2 separate regions of the Homo sapiens genome follow, and region 1 is linked to region 2. The links are chromatin loops, found by intact Hi-C in ENCODE. Cell type or tissue: dorsolateral prefrontal cortex. All regions are shown on one strand. Links, peaks and the distances in the headings refer to the core of each region. The heading gives the core; the rest is flanking DNA.

Region 1 (11,193 bases), core at 1,144-9,143, 64 kb after region 2:
AATCATGCACTTCAAAATGTCTTTGGAAATGAATGACTGAGTGTTTCAGGCAGCGTACGCCTGAAGGTTTGGAAGTTTTAACACAGCCAAACACCTGTCATTGCTGTGTATACTCATGTTCAGAGGAATGGTATCTACTTCCATACACAGAATCAGCCAATAATCTGATCAGGGCTGGGATGAAATTAGACAAAAAGGCTGGGCAGTGCAGTAGCTCACGCCTGTAATCCCAGCACTTTGGCAGGCTGAGGCAGACCAATCATTTGAGGTCAGGAGTTCAAGATCTGCCTTTGCCAACGTGGTGAAACCCCGTCTTTACTAAAATACAAAGATTAGCTGGGCATGGTGGCAGGCACCTTTAATCCCAGTTTGCTCAGGAGGCTGAGACCCAAGAATTGCTTGAACCCAGGAGGTGGAGGTTGTAGTGAGCTCAGATCTCATAACTATACTCCAGCCTGGGCAACAGAGCAAGACTCTATCTCAAAAAAACAAAACAAAACAACAACAACAACAACAACAAAGAAATTAGACAAAAGAACAAACAACGTGTTGGGGAACACTTTTGTAATCTCATTCTTGAATGTGCTCAGAATGTGGATAGTCACAATCATAGAGCCAGATTTCTGGGAAATTCTAGAGTGAAATCTAAAAGTCAGATACTAGTCATAATACATAATAGTGTCAGGGACATGAACACATAGCACCAACAAAACTGGTTTGAATTGTTCTGGGCTACAAATTGGGCCTCCACCTGGAATATAATGCAAAATCCTAGGAAGTAGTGACTTTTAGAAAGGAAACTCGACTGTCCTTGTAGATGGTAAGGATGATACTGTGGTTCTGAGATTTAAAGCAGGTAGGTTTTCCCAGGGAGTGGAGTGGAGAAGTGAATAACTTAATGGTGACACTAAGTTGGCCTGTCTTATGGAAGAGCCTGAATGTGACAGGAAGCACGCATGTGCATCGTTAAGTATCATCTTAGAAAATATAACCCACAACTGTGCTCTCTCCATATTCAGCAAATGTTTATTGCACCTCTATTTATGGTGTGCCTGTCAGACACTGCAGTAGGCACTAAGGATGATGTTGCAATATACCCCACAGACAACATCACTGCTTGCATGGAGCTCATATTTTCTGCTCGAGGAAAAACATTCAAGAAGGAGTTGTGACAGAAACTGCCAGCTGTCTACCCAGTATCCCTTTATGCCTTCTTTTAAAGGAATAGAGTGCTTGGAAATAGTTCACTTAGTCAGAGTCAGTATGCCCCAAATTAAAGGATAATAATGCTGTGTTCCTCGGCTTAGCAGAGAGGGATCCCCATTAAGATGGCAGTGAAAATTATTAGACATGCATCCTGGGAAAAGCCTCTAATAGGGACTAACTCATCGTGATGAAAACACCATAGGCCCTTTCATGCTTTCTCCGCGCTGTTGTATGACATTATGTGACTTTGAGGCAACTTCGTTGGTGGAATCTATGTTCTAAGGATAATGGAATAAAAAAGTGAATGAGGCAAGAAGGTTTAAGATGGAATATGTAGCCCTGAACTTCTTGTATGGGAGAGAAAAATTAATCTATATTTTGTTTAAGCCACCATTATTTGGGGACTCTCTAAATAGCAACCAAATTGAATTTTATGAGATCAGTGTGGGAATCACAAATATAAATTTATTTCTGAATGTAAAAATTGCTCTGCAGGCAACAAAGCTGGAAGATATGAGAGAGAGGAATTGGGGCAAGGGTTGGAGAGAAAGACCTCTCTGAGGTTAAAACAAAGTCTGGTATATGCACCTCTCAGGGAGAAACATCCCAAACCAAAGGAATGCCAGATACCAAAGTGAGCAACACAGCATAGCAGAGAAACAACGGAGAGCCAGGTAGTAGAAGAGGTGAAGTCACCAGCTGAGGTGAAGGAAACAGGAGAGATCAAGTCCTGTGTCTCCTATTGTGGGCTATGTTAAGAAGTGGGGATTCTATTCTGGCTGAGGCAGGAGGTCCTTAGTTTGATCTAGGCAAGAGAATGCCACGATCTGATTCTTTTTTTTTTTTTTCTTTTCTTTTTTTTGAGACAGTTTTGCTCTTGTCGCCCAGGCTGGAGTGCAATGGCACAATCTGGGCTCACTGCAACCTCTGCCCCACTGGGTTCAAACGATTTTCCTGCCTCAGCCTCCCAAGTGGCTGGGATTACAGGTGTCCAACACCACGCCTGGCTAATTTTTAGTATTTTTAGCAGAGATATGGTTTCACCTTGTTGGCTAGGCTGGTCTTGAATCCAGACCTCAGGTGGTCCACCCACCTCAGCCTCCCAAAGTACTGGGACTACAGGCAAGAGCCACCATGCCCGGCCGATCTGATTCTTATTTACAAAGCTTACCCAGGCTGGTAGAGAATGGGCACGGCAAGCGTGAAGTTAGGAAGCTCATTTGGGCAGTGACTGTAGACTGTAGATCAGAGGGAGTATTGATGGTGGGGTAGACTTAGATGGCAGAGGAGATGTACGAGGGATTTATTTCAGAGGTAACACTGGCAGAACTTGCAGAAGTTTGGGAAGCCAATTAACACCTAAGTAGCATGTGTTAGGAGGATATGCATAAATGTAGAATTTGCATTGACTTTGGAAGATCCTCCCATGGTCTTTCTCCTAGAGCCGCTTAACTGTCTCCAAAAATCAATATGGGTTACTCAACAACAACAACAACCACAGCAATATAAACAACTTGATTAAAATGGTTAAAGGACTTGAATAGACATTTCTTCAAAGAACATAAACAAATGGCCAATAAGCACATGAAAAAAGATGCTCAACATCATTAATCATTAGAGAAAAGACAAATAAAAATTACAATGAGATACCACCTCACACACATTAGGATGGCTGCAAATAAAAAAAAAAAAAAAAGAAGCACAGAAAACACGTGTTGATAAGGATGTGGAAAAATTGGACCCATTACGCCCTGTGGGTAGGAAGGTAAAATAGTACAGGTGCTGTGGAAGACAGCATGGAGATTCCCAAATAATTAAAAATAGAACTGCCAGATGATCCAACAATTCTTATTCTGGATATATATTTAAAAGAGGTGAATGTAGAGCAGGGGTCCCCAGTCCCTGGGTCATGTAGTGGTACCGGTGTATGGCCTGTTAGGAATTGGGCTGCAGTGGATGAGCAAGCAAAGCTTCTTCTGTATTTACAGCCACTCCTCATTGCTTGCATCAGCACCTGAGCTCGACCTCCTGTCAGAGCAGCCACGGCATTAGGTTCTCACAGCAGCACAAACTCTTTTGTGAACTCTGCATGTGAGGGATCTAGGTTGTGCACTTCTTATGAGAATCTAATGCCTGATGATCTGAAGTGGGACAGTTTCATCCTGAAACCATCCCCTGCAACAGCCCCCCACCCTGGCCATTAGTTTATCTTCCACAAAACTGGTCCCTGGTGCCAAAAAGGTTGGGGTCTGCTGAAGTACAGCCTCAAAGAAATGTTCTTTTTTTTTGAGACCGAGTCTCACTGTCACCCTGGCTGGAGTGCCAGGCTAATTTTGTTTTTATATTTTTAGTAGAGATGGGATTTCACCGTGTGAGCCAGGATGGTCTGGATCTCCTGACCTCGTGATCCGCCTGCCTCGGCCTCCCAAAGTGCTGGGATTACAGGCGTGAGCCACTGCACCCAGCCAAAGAAATGTTTTTACACTCATATTCATAACAGCTAAAATATGGGACTAATACAAGTGTTTATCAATGATGAACAGATAAGCAAAATGTGATACTCACACACGCACAATGGAATATTATTCAACCTTAGAAGGGAAGAAAATTCTGACGCATGCTTCACAAATGAGCCCTGAGGACATTATTCTAAGTAAAATAAGCCAGTCACAAAAACACACGCACTGTATAATTCCACTCACATGAAGTTTGTAGTGAAAAGCAGAGAGTCAAGGAGAATGGTGGTGGCTGGTGGAGAGGAAGGTAGGGGAAAGGACAGTTATTGTTTAATGGGTACACAGTTTCAGTATTACAAGACAAAAAGAGTTCTGGAGGTTATGGTGGTGATGGTTGCATAACAATATAAATATACTTAATGCTACTGAATTGTATGCTTAAAATGGTTAAGATAGTAACTTTTATGTTGTATTTGTGTTACCACTGTGAGGAATTGGAAAATTATAGAGGTGGGCCGTGCCCAGGATTGCAGTGAGTTTTCAGCTGGCACAGCTTTGTCCATGCTTCTCACAGCTCAGATAGGGTCCCTCTATGTGTGAGCCCTAGTCCACATTTTGGTTAATACATGGTCTCTTCCATTTCTCTGTTTCCCTTTGCAAATATCTGCTTGGTTAGTGACTCTTTCTCGAAATCTCCTCATAACCCACCAAGCAAAGGCAATCTTGTGCCTTCCCAGCAAGTGATTGTCTTACCGGCCACGGATTTAACCAGAAATCTAAGTTTGTCCAGAGAGCCAGTCCTCAGAAGGGGCTGAAGTCAGAACTAGTCAAGAAGGACAGGTGCACATTTACATATGATTTGCATCTGCTTTACATAGGGCTGTACAAGCTGTGCTGTGTTCTCAAACATCACTTACGTTATATTTTAAGACTGTCGCAATCTTTAACTAACATTTCGATCTGCAGCCAGGGTGCCCCTGACTTCTCCAGATTTCCATATTTAAACTGGCTACAACTCTAATCCATGGGAGGTGGGAAATCCACGGCACCCACAGGGTATCTGCAGATACCTGCCAGAAGGCTTTACTTTCTCAGAGTAACCATTCATTCCAATGATCCATTCTCAATGAACCATCTCATCCTACCTCTCATCTCTTGCCTCTATCTCAGGCCCACCCTAAACTTGCAGCATCACTCAAGGCCATTGTGTGTATCCCATTTTAATCTGAGGGAGGACAGGATTGCAAACACTTTAATATTAGCATTCCCATATTTATAAGTTCCTGGTCAGGTGTAATGGCATATACCTGAAATCCCAGTACTTTGAGAGGCTGAAGTGGGAGGATCACTTGAGCCCAGGAGTTTGAGACCAGCCTAAGCAACATAGTAAGACATTGTCTCTATAAAAATTATAATAGTAAATTAGCCAGGCATGGTGATATGCACCTGTAGTCCCAGTTACGCAGGAAGCTGAGGATGGAGAATCACTTGAGCCTGGGAGGTCAAGGCTGTAGTGAGCTATGATCGTGCCATTGGACTTCAGCCTGGGCAACAGAACAAGACTGTGTCTTAAGAAAATAAAAATGAAAAAGTTCCTCACTGTTCTAAGACATCAGGGATTATTCACTGGCATTTTTCCTTGTATTTTTAGAGCGAGGCTTCCTTCATCTCCTTTTCTCCCCCTCTCCCCAATCCTTTCTCTTTTCCTTCTTTTCTCCCTTAATGCAAACTGATTGGTAACTCCTCATTTTCCCCTCCGCACAGTTTCTGGCATTCGCCATTCTACTCCTTGGTTTTCTGTTCTTGACTGTTTTGGATATATTCATCTTTCTATGTCTCTTGCACTGTCTGGGACTATGCACTTCAACTTGAAATTCCTTGTCTTTTTTGTCCCAAAGAATATTGTGACTTTCTCTTTATCCTACACTCTCTTTTCCATGTGTAACAAGGGGAGGTGGGAGTATGATGCCACTCCTCTATGAGATAGAGGTAGAAGTTACATGTGGAATATTTACTTCCCCTTTTATCTGATTTTCTCCTCCCACCTCCCTTCACTGATAGTAAGATAGAGGCTGAGAGACCAAGAAAAATAGTGAGAGAGATGAGGCTTGCTCGATGAATATTTTGGAAAACTCCAGTTGAGTGAAAATGTATGGAAATGGGCGGGGCGTGGCGGCTCACACCTGTAATCCCAGTGCTTAGGGAGGCTGAGGCAGGCAGATCACTTGATGTCAGGAGTTCAAGACCAGTCTGGCCAACATGGTGAAACCTCATTTCTACTAAAAATACAAAAATTAGCTGGGTGTGGTGGTGCTCTCCTGTAATCCCAGCTACTCGGGAGGCTAAGGCAGGAGAATGGCTTGAACCCAGGAGGTGGAGGTTGAAGTGAGATCATGCCATTGCACTCCAGCCTGGGTGATAGAGTGAGACTCTGTCTCAGGAAAAAAAAAAAAAGAAAAAGAAAAAAAAGAAAACTTACGGAAATAAACATGAACCTTTCAGTAGAATGTTCCTATCCACCCTGTTTTCACTTCTACAATCTGTGTTTACAAAATACGATACATTTTAGAAACCAAAATTCCATGCCTTCTTGGTCATTAATAACATTGACGTAAACTTGGTCCACCATCTGCAGTCTTTGGTGATGGGCAGAAAGAAAACGAAGTCCCTGAGTCTTTGAAAAGGGCAAAAGTGAGTGCAGGGACTGCAGTGATTATCTGTATGAGGTGAATTGAAACCTTACCACTGAGAGAACTGTGTGTAGTAATTACTGAGGAGCCAATTGTGCTCTGCTTAACGCATCCAAAGCAAGGCAGCTATTAGTGGTGTCCCCACTTCGGTGTTTATGCTAGAATACAGGAGGACAGCCTGGTTTTCTCATACGATTTGATCTACGACATGATGAGCCTATGGCCGATGTTGTGTTCTGAACACAGGTGTGGCTTGCCCACCCAGAGGCGAGTAGGATGTTTAGTTTTACTTAGACTGACACTAGGAACTCAGTAAAATGTTAAGCAGGTTTAGGGAAGTGCTTACCTGATAGTCTAATTTAGAAACATAATCTTGTACACACAGTAATATTTATTATTGGAGTAAGTCAGTAGAAACAGACTCATAACCTTTCTAGGGAGACCCAGTAGGTAAAGTGGATTTACCAGACAGTAACATCTTAGTCTTTTGTGTTTGTATGGCAAGTATCTAAGTTAATAATGGGAAGTAGGTGAAAGTTTTCAGGTTGTGTACCATGCAATTGGTTTGACTTTGCCTTGCCAAGTAAGCCTAACATACCCCTTATAAATACACTACATGCATTTTTAGCAATTAGAATATTTACTTACTGAAATATATATATACATATATGTATTATATTTCCTTATTAATATATATAATATGCGTGTGTGCATATATATATGCACACACACACACATATATTTTAGAAAGACACTTGCAAGCTCTCAAAAATGAGTTGCTGCAATACCATTCCCTCTGCCAATCATATGGGTTAAGGCTGATTTTATTGCCAGTCATATCGTACTCAAGTTGAAGTGCTAAGAATGCTGTCTTATCCCTCAGCTAGATTAGTTTTAAAAGGTGATCCTGAAGTCCTGACAAGCACAGAGTGAGGATTTACGAAGTGACAAACAGATGCCGACGACATTTACTGTGAGATTTCTCATAGCTGAATTCCCAGTCCTGGCCAAGGAGAAATATGCAACAGGGGAGAGTGAAAGGGGCATTTTAAGTTGGGATTTATAAACAATCAATTCTCTTCTTATCAGAAAAAAAAAATGGAGAGGCTGGAGAAACCGTCTTAACTTGAAACAGTAGTTTATTGCTTCTTACAGCATGGTCTGTTTCTGTTCTGTGTGGTAGTCCCACTTACAGTGCACAGAGCTTCATGGCCTTTTGCAGCCAATTTAGCCCCTTGCAGCTCAGTGCAATGCCATGCTTCATCCTGGCAACTTCAAGGGCTTTATGGAAATACCCTACAGATGTGTAGGTGCTTTTGTACAGTTGGTAACTGAGGCTTCAAATCACCCCATCCATCTTCATGGCATTTCTTAGCTGATCAGCAAGAGGTGTACGCTGTATTTTCTTTTATAGCATCTTCATTACCTTTGTGTCTTCCGTAGCTGCTCATTTTTATGTATATGGCATCATTGGCCGGGCGTTATGGGGGTTCCTCTGGTCACGTTCCGGCCCTTCATTCTGCTAGCTTCAGGTTGGTGAGTCATGCATGTTTCTGACCAGATGGAACATGATTTTTCTTATTTCTCCACTGTCCCTTCCAAGAATCTTTATTTCTCTCTCCGTTAGGTTCACATGAATGGTAGAGAGAGGAACTCAACAGCACAAAATAGTCAAAACATAACATTTTATTAAAACCACATCCAGTGCAACCCCCGGACTGGCCCCTAGCACAGTGCCTGCTACATAATAGATGATCCAGTGAATATTGACAGAATGAAGACGTGATTGGATTAACGACTGATCTTGCCACAAAAAATAATGACATGGAAACTATGACAGCAAAACAGTGCTCCTTGCTGAGAACAGTCTCTGCAACCTAAAGAAGGATGGAGCGGAAGAAATGTTTTATCTTTGTTTAAAAGAATGCAACAACTGTGGAGCTACCTAGGGTTCTCTGTAAGGCAGTTGCCTCCAACACAGCCAGGGTTAATTTGCCTGTTGCACCCAGTTCATGTAGCTTCTCCTAGAATGTGCAGCAATAGAACGAGCAGGCCACCATCTATCACCAGAGAATATCTTACCTTTATTCAGGAGAGAGAGCTAAGGAGAAGATAAATGGTGACAGTGAGAGTTGAACTCCACAGGGTGCATCCTCTCCTTCCTCTCAATCTTAGTCCTGGGGAAGCTTCTCAGTTACCTTTATTGTGAGCCTCCTGTAAGTGGGGTTTCTTTTTTCCATCACTCACTGAAACCGGCGCATGGTATCTTCTCTGGAAAACTAGGACTTTAGGCAACATCAATCCTGCAACAGGGAAGCAAGAGCAACTTTGGTGGTTACAGGAAAAGCTGGAGATGGCTGTTTATGTATCCCTGGAGTTTGGTTTTTGGAGGCAGGTATCTTACTTGGGCTGAGGTATGAAACTGTAGCCAATTATGTCACCATCTATAATCGGCCAGATTGTCCCTCCACCAATTCATATGTTGAAATCCTGGCTCCCTTTGCCTCACAATGTGACTGTATTTGGAGACAGTTTGTCTTAGTTCACTTGTGTTTCAGTAAGGGAGTAGCTAACGCTGGGGAATTTATAAAGAAAAGAGGGGTGTTTTGGCTTATGGTTCTGCAGGCTGTGTAAGAAGCAGGCACCAGCATCTGCTTCCGGTGAGGACTTCATGCTGCTTCCACTCGTGGCAGAAAGAGAAAGGGAGCTGGTATGTGCAGAGATACATAGTGGGAGGGGAAGCAAGAGATAGTGGGGAGGAGCCAGGCTCTTTTTCACAACCTGTTCTCTGCTGGGTGCAGTGGCTCATACCTGTAACCCCAGCAATTTGGGAGGCTGTGGTGGGAAGTTTGCTTCAGGGTAAGAGTTTCAGAGCAACCTGGGCAACATAGCAAGACCGTATCTCAACAAAAAATTAAAAAGATTAGCTGGGCATGATGGCATATACCTGTAGTCCCAACTAATAGAGAGGCTGAAGCAAGAAGATTATTTGAGTCCAGGTATTTGAGGCTACAGTGAGCTGTGATTGCAGCACTTGCAATCCAGCCTGGGTGAAGAGTGAGATTCTGTGTCTGTAAGCAAACAGATAAACAGACAAAAAGCCCACCAGTTCTCCTAAGGACTAAGAGAGCAAGAATTCACTCACCCTCTATTCCCTTCCTGGCGGGCATTAATCTATTCATGAGGGACCCATCTACTCTTCACTTCATCTTCCCTCTATGCATGTCTGTGTCCAAAATTTCCTTTTCAGCTGGGCACAGTGGCTTATGCCCATAATCCCAGCACTTTGGGAGGCCGAGGTGGTCAGATCACCTGAGGTCAGGAGTTCAAGAGCAGCCTGGCCAACGTGGTGAAACTCTGTCTCTACCAAAAATACAAAATAATAATAATAATAATAATAATAATAATAATAATAATAATAATTGCAGGGTGTGGCAGTGCATGCATGTAATGCCAGCTACTTGGGAGACTGAGGCAGGAGAATCACTTGAACCCAAGAGGCAGAGGTTGCAGTGAGCTGATATCGTGCCATTGCATTCCAGCGTAGGCGACAAGAGCGAAACTCTGTTTCAAATAAATAAATAAATAACAAGATCTCCTTTTCTTATAAGGACACCAGTTAGATTAGATTAGAGCCCACCCTAGTGACCTCATTTTAACTTACTTACCTTTTTAAAAGCCCCTGCTATCATTTGGATAATAACCTCAAGGCCTTTGCACTTGCAGTTGGCTCCTGCCAGCTTATTACATGGCTGGCTCTTGCCCTTCCTTCTGCTCTCAGTGCAAACATTACCTCCTCAAAGAGGCCAACCCTCACCTTCTCATCAAAAATGGCTCCTCTTACCCATTGTAACCACTCTATTAAATTTTTCCTTTTTGAGCACTTAAGTCGCATTTAAAAAAATTTTTAATCCGTATTTGGTTTGCTGGTTCCCTATATGCCTCCCTTCACTGAGTGTAACCTTTGTGGGGGCAGGAGTCTTGTCTGAGTCATCATTGCCCAGGGGCGTTCTGTTGTGTTCAGCCAAATGTTGAATGAATGGATGATGCAATAGATGAATGAGACAAGAGTCTCTCCAGGGAAGCTGAAGTGGCACACACACTCTCAAGGTCTTGAAAATGCCTGACCCCTAGTGCAGGGGTTCCATGATGCACCATAGAGTTGATGGTAGGCAGGCAAAATGAAAGCTTTTAAGCCCCATTGATTCACCTGTGCTTATTAAACTGCCTTGCCTCTAAAAATGATCATTCTCCAGTGAAAACCAGGGATAGCGACGCTCAGTGCAGATTTCCCAAAGGAAGAAAATCCAATGAAGTGCATCTTTGCAGTGTGTGCATTGCTTGTCAACCTGCCCTGCAATTGTGTGTATTCAATAAGGGTGATAATGATGATGACAATGATTTTATCAGTCAAGATCCCACACAAGAAACACAACCAATAGGATACTTCTATAGGTTAAGAGATTTATTGCAAGGGAGTACTTATAGGATTGCGAGGCTGACTAAGCAATTCAGAAATCCATGGGCCAGGCCATCAGGAAGAGTATGTTGGCAACTCTTGGGCAGGAGCTGACAGCGTGGACCACACTGTGGTCCTCAAGGATCACATGGACCACGGTGTGGTCCTTCCTCACAGTTTTGCTCTTAAGGCCTTTTTCCAATTGCACTACACTCACCAAGATTTCTTAAGACAATCTACTTTACTTAAAGACAATCAATGTTAGGTGTTATTCATATCTATAAAATGCCTTCACAGCAATACCTAAATTAACATTTTATGGAATAAACGGATACTGTATTCTAACCAGGTTGACACTTAAGACTGACCGTCATACTGATGC
Region 2 (11,193 bases), core at 2,183-10,182:
CCTTGCAATATTTGAAGTGTGATACTGTGCTTCAGTAAATTTAATACGTGGGCCTCAGTAATGGAGGGAATCACGTTAGCACTTGGCAGTTTGTTATGCTGTATAAAATTGACTGCCCTGCAAATACAATAGCGATCATAAAAACGGTGGTCAGCAGAGAGGGGTGTAATGCATTTTTGAGGTTTCAGTAAAGGTCCAGATGAAATTTATTGAGATTTTTGCCATTTGGATGGTGATCAATAGAGCTGTGCTAATAATTTGTTGTGAGGATGTTCTCTGGGGATATGACATTTTGCTGTGAAACTTTGGAAATTCAGAAAGTAGACTAAGTGATGATACTGCTCCAGTATATATAACCGTCAAAGACTTTAACATCGCTCTGGGAGAGGATTTATAGTGATGGTGATTACTTCTTCAGGCATTGAGGATGTGATGCATCCAATTATTGATATGTTTTCATGCATTTTCCAGTTTGGACTCACAGTCATTTGATCGTATTGCTGTTTCAGCCCAGAGTTTTGTGATAGGTTTGTTTTTAATTTCATTCACAGTTTCCAAATTGCTAGCCTATTTTCTTAATTATATCATTGATTTCCCCTGCCTCCTCTCCCTTCACCCTGCCCACATCCAGAAAATGATCGTTGAAGAAAAGAATTCCGTCAGCTTTCATTCACATCAACAGAGGCTACTTAGAAATCCTGACTGTGAAAACTACTTTTGTTGTGTTGTAGTTGCTGTTGCTGCTGCTGTAGATGGCTTGTGTGCTGTACCGAATTTGCAAACAGGCTTCTGAGTTAATGTTAAAGGAGTACATAGCATGCAGATAATGTTTGTGATGGTTACAGTTTTAATGCACATATGTCAGTGGACCTGTTAAATCACTGTGAGGCAGCATTCTTTGGCTTTATGGTGGTTGCCGTTGAATTTATCTTTTTTTTTTTTCAATTTTGATTAGCCGCGTTCCAAGAGAGAGAGATGAATTATCCAATCTTTGCAAAGTGGGATTCCACACTGACAATACAGAGATATCATTCTGAGAAAAATAAAATAAAACAAAATAAAGAAGGTTTTAAAACTTCACATTTGGTAAAACTGACTTATCCTGAGGCTGTTTTTATGTCTGTTCTGTATGTTAGAAAAGGAATTTCTGAGTTCGTGTTTATTTCCCTGTTACATTGTTCTGTTTCCTCAGTGTATTTCATGAACCTGACCAATTAAGTTTCAGCCCTGTCTAGGAATTTTTTTGTTGTTGCTGTTGGATTAAAGCAACTAAGTAACTCTGCAGTGGACAGAGGCTTAGAGAGACTCCACATTATTTGTTTGCAAGAGGAAATTTGTCAGCACTTTGCAGAAAGAACACTGAGACTAGGCACAGCAGAACAATTTATTTTCAATGAGCATGCACAAAGTAAGATTTATGACTTTGCATCTTCGATGACATTTCTTACATTGTTACCAAGCTACAGCAAATTAAAGGGATCCGTGAATACTAAGGGGTGTGTTTTTGTAATGAGGAAAAAGAGACAGAGCAATAAGAAGATAATTAAGGTAACAACTTGTGAAAAATTAAAGTGTTTCCATCTTTCATTTTTGAATCTCTGAGCATAAACTTTGTAGTTGTTAATTTAATTGCCGCTGTTCGCGGCATCCCTGAAGAATATTGAGGATTAATCGTCTGGTTCATTCCAACAAGAGATAAGGCCTAAGTGAATTGAAATTTTACCAATTTAACCCTGTCTTCCTCCTAATATGACATGATTAACATTTTTCAATTAACCACATGTAATTATTCTGAAGGCCTCATTCCACTTATTTCTAGTCTTTTTGACTGCAGATTGGCCTTTTCAGGTAGTTTGGATCTAGAATAATTCAAAGAAAGCTCTGTTTGTTCTATTTTGCATCTGGCACACAGGTTCATCTGCATTGTCTTTGGAGTTGCCATTTCATCGGAAAATAAAGATCCATAACAGTTGCATTCATTTTTGCCTAGGTGCTCTTCCTGTAAAGCACAGTGCTGCTCATTGAAGCCTGAAGGAGTAATGTGGTATTGTTGGAGCATATTTGTAACTGAGCAGAGTGAAAGACTAAACACCTTGCAGGCAAGAATGTCAAAGGAAGAGATTGGCTGGAAATGGTTTTCCACAGTAAATGGAAAGACCTCAAGATTCGGGAGAGTTTGGCATTTCCAAGGAACAGAATAAAGGCTAGTTCTTTGTGTTCGTCCATATGGTAGCCAGTAATCACAGTGGATATTGAAATGTAAATTAATTAAAGTTTAATGAAATCAACAGTTCAGTTTGTCTCATATTAGCCACATCTCAAGTGTCCAATGACCCCCCTGTGACTAGTAGCTGTCATATTGGAGCCAATACCTAGTAGAGATACAGAACATCTCTATCATCTTGGGATTTTTTTTTTTTTTTTTTTTTTGACAGGGTCTTGTTCTGTTATCCAGGCTGGAGGGCAGTGGTGCAATGATGGTGCAATACAGCCTTAAACTCCTGGGCTAAAGTGATTTTCTAACCTCATCCGCTCGAGTAGCTGGGATTACAGGTGCACGCCACCACACCTAGCTAATTAATTTGTTTGTTTGTTTGTTGTGTAGAGGCTGGGTCTCATAATGTTGCCCAGGCTGATCTTGAACTCCTGGCCTCAAACAATCCTCCTGCCTTGGCCTCCCAAAGTGTTGGGATTACGGGTGTGAGTCACTTCACCTGGCCCCATCTAGGGAAAATTATCGGATAGTGCTAGGCCAGAGCACAGTCATCAGGTGGATAGTGGTTAGTATTAACCAGGGCATTCTAAATTCTGATATGGCAACAAAAATCTCTGTACCAGAGGGGTTAATGCTACATGGGTTTATTTCTCTCATACACAAAATCTACTGCATGCCTGGGCAGGAAGGAGGCATCTAGAAGTTTGCGCTGGGGCCCTTTCATTCCTCGTCATGGCCCATGGGCCAGGACTGGATGCCCATGCCCTGCCTCCCTGCAACAGGACTTTTATTTCAGTCTTTTGTTTGCCAACTGGACACTAAGTTCCTATTTGTATCACCAAACACTATTATTATTTCTATTCTATAAAGGAGAAACTGAGGCCCAGAGAAGTTAGATAGTCTAAAATAAATACCTAAAGAATGATGCAGTGGGTTTCTAGGTACATCTGAGTCCAGCTGCAAAGTCTAATCTTTACTGAGCTAGCTGGACTCTTCTGGTGCACACTAGGAAGTCATCAGAGGCTTTCCAGCTTTAGAAAACCTATTCTGACCAGCACAGGTGATACGGTTTGGCTGTGTCCCCAGCCAAATGTCATCTTGAACTGTAGCTCCTGTAATTCCCACATGTTGTGGGAGGGAACTGGTGGGAGATAATCGAATTGTGGGGGTAGTTTCCCCCATACTGTTCTCGTGGTAGCGAGTAAGTCTGATGAGATCTGATGGTTTTATAAGGGGAAACCCCTTCACTTGGTTGTCATTCTCTCTCTTGCCCGCTGCCAATGTAAGGAGTACCTTTCACCTTCCGCCATGATTGTGAGGCTTCCCCAGCCACGTGGAACTGTGAGTCCATTAAACCTCCTTTTCTTTATACATTACCCAGTCTCAGGTATGTCTTTATCAGCAGCCTGAAAACGGACTAATACAAAAGGAAACTTAGAAGGGAACCTCAGATTAGGGGCAAGCTCCTTGGTTAGAAGCCTGATACGTGACAACAGCAACTTAACTCAAAGGAATAATGGTGGTAAACTCGAACACATAACATTATGCAACAGTCCCTACCTGGTCCTGGAGTAGAAACTCCAAAAGGGGAAGGTTGTAGTTCATCTGCAAATGTATGTGCACAGGCTCACTACATGTTTTGGCTGATTTTTATTGAGCATCTGTGATTTGCCAGATATTGTTTTAACTTTTTAGCTTGATGTACATTAGCTAATTAAATACTCAATATTTCAGTGAGTTAGCCTCTATTTTCATGGTTTTACAGATGAGAAAATGCACGTAGAGAGAGGTTAGGTAACTTGCCCGAGGTGACACAGCAGAGGAGCTGGAATTTTAGTCACCATCTTAAGAATGAAGCAATGTTTGGAGAGAATGGTGACTCAGAGATTCGTATCACAGCCAAATCATACAGAAAGCGCTGTTGACTCAAATAGGGTAAACAGATAATGCAAATCCAAAGCTTTGGGTGTGAGGATCAGATGGGGCAATGAGGATGGCGAAAGGAATACCTGAAGTCATGAGAGATGGTAAGATTGCTGAGAGGGTGCAGATATAAAGGGAGAAAAATAAGAGGCCACACATGAGATCTTCAGCAACATGACTCATTAAATAAGACCAAGGGTTTCAGTGTTAAACGGACTTCTGTAAATCTTGGCTTTGGCACTATGTCACATGGGCAAGTCATGTAACTTTCTGGGACAAGATTTCCTTATTGGCAACGTGGAGGCAAGGATGCTCAAAGCACCAGACCCAACCAGGACAAAGAAGAGAATGAGCATGCACATCTCTGCCCACAAACTCAGTCTTGGAATAAGAAGCACAGTTTTGTGTTATTGTGAAACAACGTTAATTTTATCCTCATCCCCACTTTTCCTTCATGGCCAGGAAATGTAACCCCCCATTATGCAAAAGATAATAATTCTCACCTGGGGCCTACAAAGGTGAAGGGGATGGGGAGGACCTGCCTAATCATCTACCTTCATCATCTCCCAGATATATAGGCTGCATTTCTGCAGGCCGTATGCTTGAGACTTGAATATTTCACTAAAACAAGGAACACACATCCATTTCCCTTTGGAGAGCTCTGCTGCTGGATAAACTCAGACTTTTTTTATAAGATGGAGTCTGGCTCTGCTGCCTAGCCTGGAGTGCAATGGTGTGATTTAGGCTCAGTGCAAGCTCCGCCTCCCGGGTTCAAGTAATTCTTGTGCCTCAGCCTCCCAAGTAGCTAAGATTACAGCCTCCTACCACCTAGTTAATTTTTATATTTTTAGTAGAGACAGGTTTTTACCATTTTGAGCAGGCTGGTCTCAAACTCCTGGCCCCAAGTGATCTGCCTTCCTTGCCCTCCCAAAGTGCTGGGATTACAGGCATGAGCCACCATGCATGGTCAACTTACAGATTTTGATATTCTTACCAGTGTCTGGACATCTCTTTTATAATGCAGATGAAATCAATCTCTCTCTGTGTGTGTGTGTGTGTGTGTATGTGTGTGTGTTTGTGTGTGTGTGTGTCTGCTCCTCCTCTCTTCTCTTTCTTTTTCTATTTTCATTATAGCTACTCTGTCACTCCCCATGCAGAACATCCAACATAATCACTTCAACAACCAGCTTTTGGAAAAGCAAAAGCTTCTTACAGACAGAATTGTCTTTCTGCCATGCTTGGCTTCATCCCTCCACTAACTCTATTCCTTTTCCTTCTTGAGTTCAGAGACAAAGAGGGTCCTATATACCTACCTGTTTGAGTGATGGAAGAGAGGAGGAAAATCCTAACTAAATAGCCCCAGATAGTTTGCAACCAGGTTTTTAAAATGCTTAACATGGTTCCTGGCATATTATCTGTGCTGGATCAAGGGTAAGGGTAACTTCTACTACTACTACTTTTATCAGCAATGGTGAGGAAAGGATCAGAGACCTGAGTCCACCCTCGACAGTTTCAGTTTTTGGTAAAGAGGCAAGGGAGAGGAGAATGTTTCAAGAATGTTGGGTTGGTGAATAAAACCAAAGGCCATGAAGAGGTTGAAGACTGAGAAATACATTGATTGGATTCTTTTTTTTTTAAGTTCATCGGTGAGCTTTCAGGGGGCAGTTTTAGTTGCTGTGGACAGAAGACAAGCATTCATGTCTTAAGGAATGAGGAATTGAGGAGGAAGCTAAGACCCTTAGGATGGGGTGAGCTTGTAAAATGTTGGCTGTGGAGGAGGAAGAAGGTAAAGACATAAGCCTGGAAGGAAGAACTGACATGAGTTTTAGTTGCTGACTTGATATCCAAGTCAAGACTGCAGTGGATCCCAGGACACCTGGAAAAAGATAGCTGTCTGGGCATTAGGGGATTAGGAATATTAGCCAAAGAATGGTAGGCTCTGTCTAGGTATTTATGGACTGTTCTCTCTTTCTCTCTGCATGAAACTAATTCATTCTCATTCTCTTATTCTCTCCTTCTCTCCCTCTCTCTCTCTCTCTCTCTCTCTCTCTCTCTCTCTCCCTCCTTCTCCCTCCCAATTTGTCCATTTTCTGAATGGACAAATAAATTTTGTCCATTTTTTTTTAAATGGCTTTTTTTTTTTTTTTTTTTTTTAGTTTTTTAAAGGTCACCTTCTCTTGGTTATTTTTCTGACCACACAAAGTTTCTTTTCCCCACTCTGAGTCTGTATGATAGGATTTTCTTCATTTTCTGTGCCACTTCGCTCAGTTTGCACTTATGTTTTCATGGCTATATTGTCTAACTTCCCAAATATGTAGTTTTGTAAGGAGAGAAATGATTTCTTCAATTTATTGTTGGATACCCAGGACCTAGCATATAGTATGAGTTTAATAAATACATCTTTTAAGTGCATAAATGAATGCATTGATGAATTTGGGGGCATCTTTCTATTTTTTTAAAGGAATGAATAAAAGAATGTGGCATATTTCTAGGCAGAGCTCATCAATATCTGAACCAACAATTCCTGTGTGAAACGCTGAAAGCAGAACCTCTCAGAGTGATATCCTGTGCAATAATTATTGGAACTGGGAGTGAGAGACGGAGACTTGAATGAGGAAATATTTATGGGGAAGGTAGCGTTAAACTTTCCAGGATGTTTCCTTGGTATGCTCATAATGGATTTCAAAGATCCACACCTCTTGGCGGACTCCAGGAGCAGGATTTCATGAAGCTCTTTTGTGAAATGCTTCCATTAGGCGTTGGCATCTTTCCCAAAGGGATTCAAGCATGGTTTCTAAGTGTCTCAGAGCCTAACGTGGAATTGGGAGAGAGAAGGAGGGAGTGAAGAGGAACCCTCGTTGGAAGTAATAATGAAGCCTCCTCCAGCTTTGCAGAGCTCTGCCAGGAAGCCACCCTCAGCAAACCAGGGAACCTCCTGACGATGAGCTGGGGTGGTTTCTGAACCATGAGTCATCTTGTGCAAAGTGGCTCTGGCTTTATCAGGATGATGTGTCTAGACTTGCAGTCAGCTGGGGAGCAAGTAGGAGGATCCTGGGGAGGAGGCCGGGAAATAATGGGTGAGTGTTAGTGCTGGATCCAGATCGCTTCCTGCCCTTCAAGGAGTTAAGTTCAGGGCATCTATTCACACCCAATATTTATTCATTATTCACCCACGGAATACCAGACACAGTGCTTGGTTCTGGGAATCTAATGCTGACCAAGACAGATAGGACCCCTTCTCTGATGGACCTTAAAATACAGCTTGGGCGGCAGCTAGAAGACCTTATCGCATGATTGTTAATCCAAGTTCTCAGGTGTGCTCTAAGGGGAAAATGCGCAGCAGTCAATGAGAGCATAAAGCACGGAAATGGAGTTTTGCTAGAGTGCATCAAGGATCATTGTTATTTTATTTTTATTTTTATTTTGGAAGGTGGGGCCATTTATGGCTCCCTGTACCAGATGAAAGATTGCATGTTCATTAACATATTAATGCCATTTGTAGTTTGGATGAGTTAAACTCATCTAACTTTAGTGTTTACAAGGGATGAGCTACTATAGTCTTTTGGATCCCTTCTTCTCCTTTACCTCATCATCCTATCCACCAGTAAGTTCTAATCCATCTTTCCTACTCTGTCCCTGCTGTCACCAGCCTGGTCACGGTCCATCATATTGACGACCGCACCAGCCTTCTGACTGGACACCATGCTACTGCTCTTGTTTCTTCTCACCTATTCTCTGCACAGCAGCCATAGTGACCTTGGAAATTCATAAATCTGTCATGTCAGTCCCCTTCCCCCTTAAGATGTTTCAGCGGGATCCTATTTCTTATTTTCCTTCTCCTTCTTCTCCATCTTCTCCTTCTTCTTCCTCCTTCTTCTTCCTTCTTCCTTCTTTCTTCTTTTTATCTGAGACAGGGTCTCACTCTGTTGCCCAGGCTGGAGTGCAGTGGTGTGATCATAGCTCAGTGCAGCATCAACCTCCCAGGCTAAAGGGAGCCTCACACCTCAGCCTCCCAAGTAGCTGGGACTGCGAGCACACACCACCACACCTGACCAATTTCTGTATGTTTTGTAAAGATGGGGTTTCATCATGTTGTCCAGGCTGGCCTTGATCTGCTGAGCTCAAGCAATCTTCCCACCTCAGCCTTCCAAAGTGGCGGGATTATGGACATGAGCCACCACACCTAGCCAAGTCCCATTTCACTTAGGAAAAAAATCAGACTGGTTACCATGCCCGTGAAATGAGGTCCATGTCCTGAGCTTCTTGTTGATGTCATTTCGTGTCACTCTTCCATCAGCCCCTGTACCGCAGGCGACTCTGGCTTCCTGAGAGTCCCTGGAACAATTTAAGATTGTGTCCTACCCCTGAGTGTTTGTATGGGCTCTTCCCTATACTGTTCTCCGCATGGCCGGCTCTTTCTTAGCCATTGGGCTGTGCCTCAATATTATTTTCTCACTGGGATTTTCCCTTATCTACTCATCTTCTGGACTGTCAATCAGAGCATTTTGATTGATAACAGTTTAATCAGTAATTATCTTGTTTGTATATACATGTCTTTAATATGTGTCTCCCTCTCTAAGGTCACTGCATTCCAGTGAGAACCACCTCTACTGTTTTGTATATGACATTCCCAATGCCTTACACCGTTCTGAACACAGTGTTGCTTAAACCAGTATTGAATGAATGAAAGATAGAAAGAAAATGGTCAGCCCTGAGTAATTTTCTCTTATTTTTCTTCTCTTTTCCTTAATATCATCTGCAGACACATCTGCAGAGTATTTTTTTTTTTTCTGTGAGAATCCATTTCTACCTATGATATAGCTGGTTTCTGACCCTTGAGATATGACTCCAAAATTGGGACTGGGTGGTTGAGAGTGCTTTAGGAGAGGTAAAATTTGTCATTAATACTATTGTTTATGTGTGCAGTGTCCTTCATATTTTTTCCTTTCATATAGCATTTGACATTTGCAAAATGTTTTCCATTTATTTTTATGTTGGGGAAAGCAAAAAGCCGTACGTGTTTTTTGGTGTAAGTGAGCATAAAAGCAAGGCATCTGATTCAGGGTGATATTTTTTGTCATTTTCTTTGTGTTTTGATCAGGGAAAATTAGAGAGAGAGAGAGGAAGAGAGAGGAGAAATGACAATGCGTCCAACTGTTTTCCAGCCCTCCTCCACCGCATTCCCGACCCAGCTCTCAGGGAGAGGACTGAGCCACTGTAGAAAAGTGGGAACATTAAACGACCCAAGAAAATGTGAAATGGTGTGGGGTGTGAGATTTCTTTATTAGTCAATTTAAAATAAAATGTGCCTCAGTAATTTAGAATCTGTCTGGAGTCAAGCAGAAAATTAGCCATATTCCCATATCCTACCCCCGCCCCTGGAGGCAGCAGAAGCACCAATAAAAATAAAAATAACAATACCTTGTATTTATGGGGTAGCTTTCTCCCAGACCTCCTTCTCACTCACCCTTTTTATCTTTTCTGTGTCCTTGAAGGGGAGTGAGTGAGTCTCTGAAACCTGGGAGTTCAGCTCTCTGCAGATACGATCCTCAGCATTAAAACTTCTCCAAAGTCCTTCATTTGATCATACATTCATCCATGGGTTTATTGGTTCATTTATACTATTTAGCAGTGCTTACTGAGTATCTACACTGTGCTTACTGTGTATACTGCTTATACACAGTATATCTTACAGGTAGTACAAGATCCTAGCAGGTACTATAAGATCCTAGAAGGTAAGAGCTACTACTATATAGTCCCTAGGAGCTATTACTGTAATGTCTATTCACAGACAATGGAATAATCTTGTTAGTTTTTTTTCTGAAAACAATCATAACTCTCTTTAAACCATGGTGTTGTCTTTGGAACATTCATAGTTTGGTTCCTGTGTAGTTTTCAAGGTCCGTAAAGGCTGAGTTTCGGGTTGATGTGTCTGTAGGCTTTTTCCCTTGGGGGAAAACGTCTTCATAGAATTTGCTCCTCTAGGTAATAGATCATGAATATCTCTCTAGTTTGCAAAAATGATTGTTTAAGAAAGGACATGGATAGACGGATAGACTCCATTTCTCCTCTTAAAGATTTCCTCATTTTGAGGGGTCTTGGAATTATTTGAGTGTTTAATGAAAGCAAAGAACTTCCTCCCCAGAGGAATTGATATATGCACAAAGATAACACCATTTTGTACCGTCACTTTAGGGTTCACACTTTCTGGTACCCATCCTTGGACACTATCCATGGCCACCCAGGTTAAAACTTCTTCTTTTCTCTTTCTTTTTCTTTCTTCTTTTTTTTTTTTTTTTTTTTTGAGTCAGGGCCCCTCTGTTGTTCTGGCTGGAGTGCAGTGGTGGCACACACACAGCAGCTCACTGCAGCCTTAACGTCCCAGGCTCAAGCGATGTTCCTGCCTCAGCCGCAAAAAGAGCTGGAATTACATGCATGAGCTACTGCGCCTGAATCTAGACCTATTTAGAAAGTTCAAGTCTGAACATTTAGTGATGCCATAGAGAGCCCTCCCTTCCTGCCAGCATTCATTAAATGATGGTTTTCACTCTGCAGAGCAGCTTCCCTCCGCTTTCCCCAGATAGTCTCCCTCCCACCTACATATGAGAAAATAAAATGTTTTCCTGCATCACTATGAAAAAGAGCCCTAAATCAATAGCAAATCAAGCTATGGAATAAAAGAGTCTTTATGGCCCGAGAAGGTGATTGCTGAAGGTTGCCATTTAGCAGTATTGGGTTTGTGTCTCCCTGGGGTCTCCAGCAGCCCAGTGTCTCTGATGTGAGGCACCTTTGCCTACATGAAAGTCAGCCCCTCTCCCCCTCCCCCAGTGGAGTGCAGGGAGATAAGAATTCTGAAACAGGTCAGCTGACGTTGTTTTTTAAAAAGGTTTTGTTCTGGGCAAATCCTAGCCGGATGTGACTGGTCTGCTCTTTTGGTACCAATCCTAGCTTGACAGTGATCCCTTTCCAGACATAAGCACCTACAAGTCTCAGGATGGTTTTGCTGCAAGCAGGGGGTACCATCCCAATCATTTCTTTACCCCCTACCCTTTTTT

Evidence for each region. A loop is a pair of places that touch in the nucleus more often than their neighbours do. Peaks named below come from ENCODE experiments on the same cell type or tissue, not always from the same donor. Only the 100,000 strongest peaks of a DNase experiment are listed, where the experiment ranks them.
Region 1: a loop joins it to region 2, with 4 times the contacts of the local background. A loop is called at or near these places in 4 of 110 quality-filtered maps.

What each region holds. Positions count from the first base shown.
Region 1 is chr16:7,199,413-7,210,605 of GRCh38, forward strand. The region is part of intron 4 of RBFOX1 (RNA binding fox-1 homolog 1); the gene reads left to right. Among named protein-coding and RNA genes, the nearest start is that of LINC02152, 1.1 Mb to the right of the region's middle. In dorsolateral prefrontal cortex, for the core only: no CTCF peak of the experiment used is centred there; no DNase peak of the experiment used is centred there.
Region 2 is chr16:7,133,997-7,145,189 of GRCh38, forward strand. The region is part of intron 4 of RBFOX1 (RNA binding fox-1 homolog 1); the gene reads left to right. Among named protein-coding and RNA genes, the nearest start is that of RBFOX1, 1.1 Mb to the left of the region's middle. In dorsolateral prefrontal cortex, for the core only: no CTCF peak of the experiment used is centred there; a DNase peak (open chromatin) is centred at 7,122.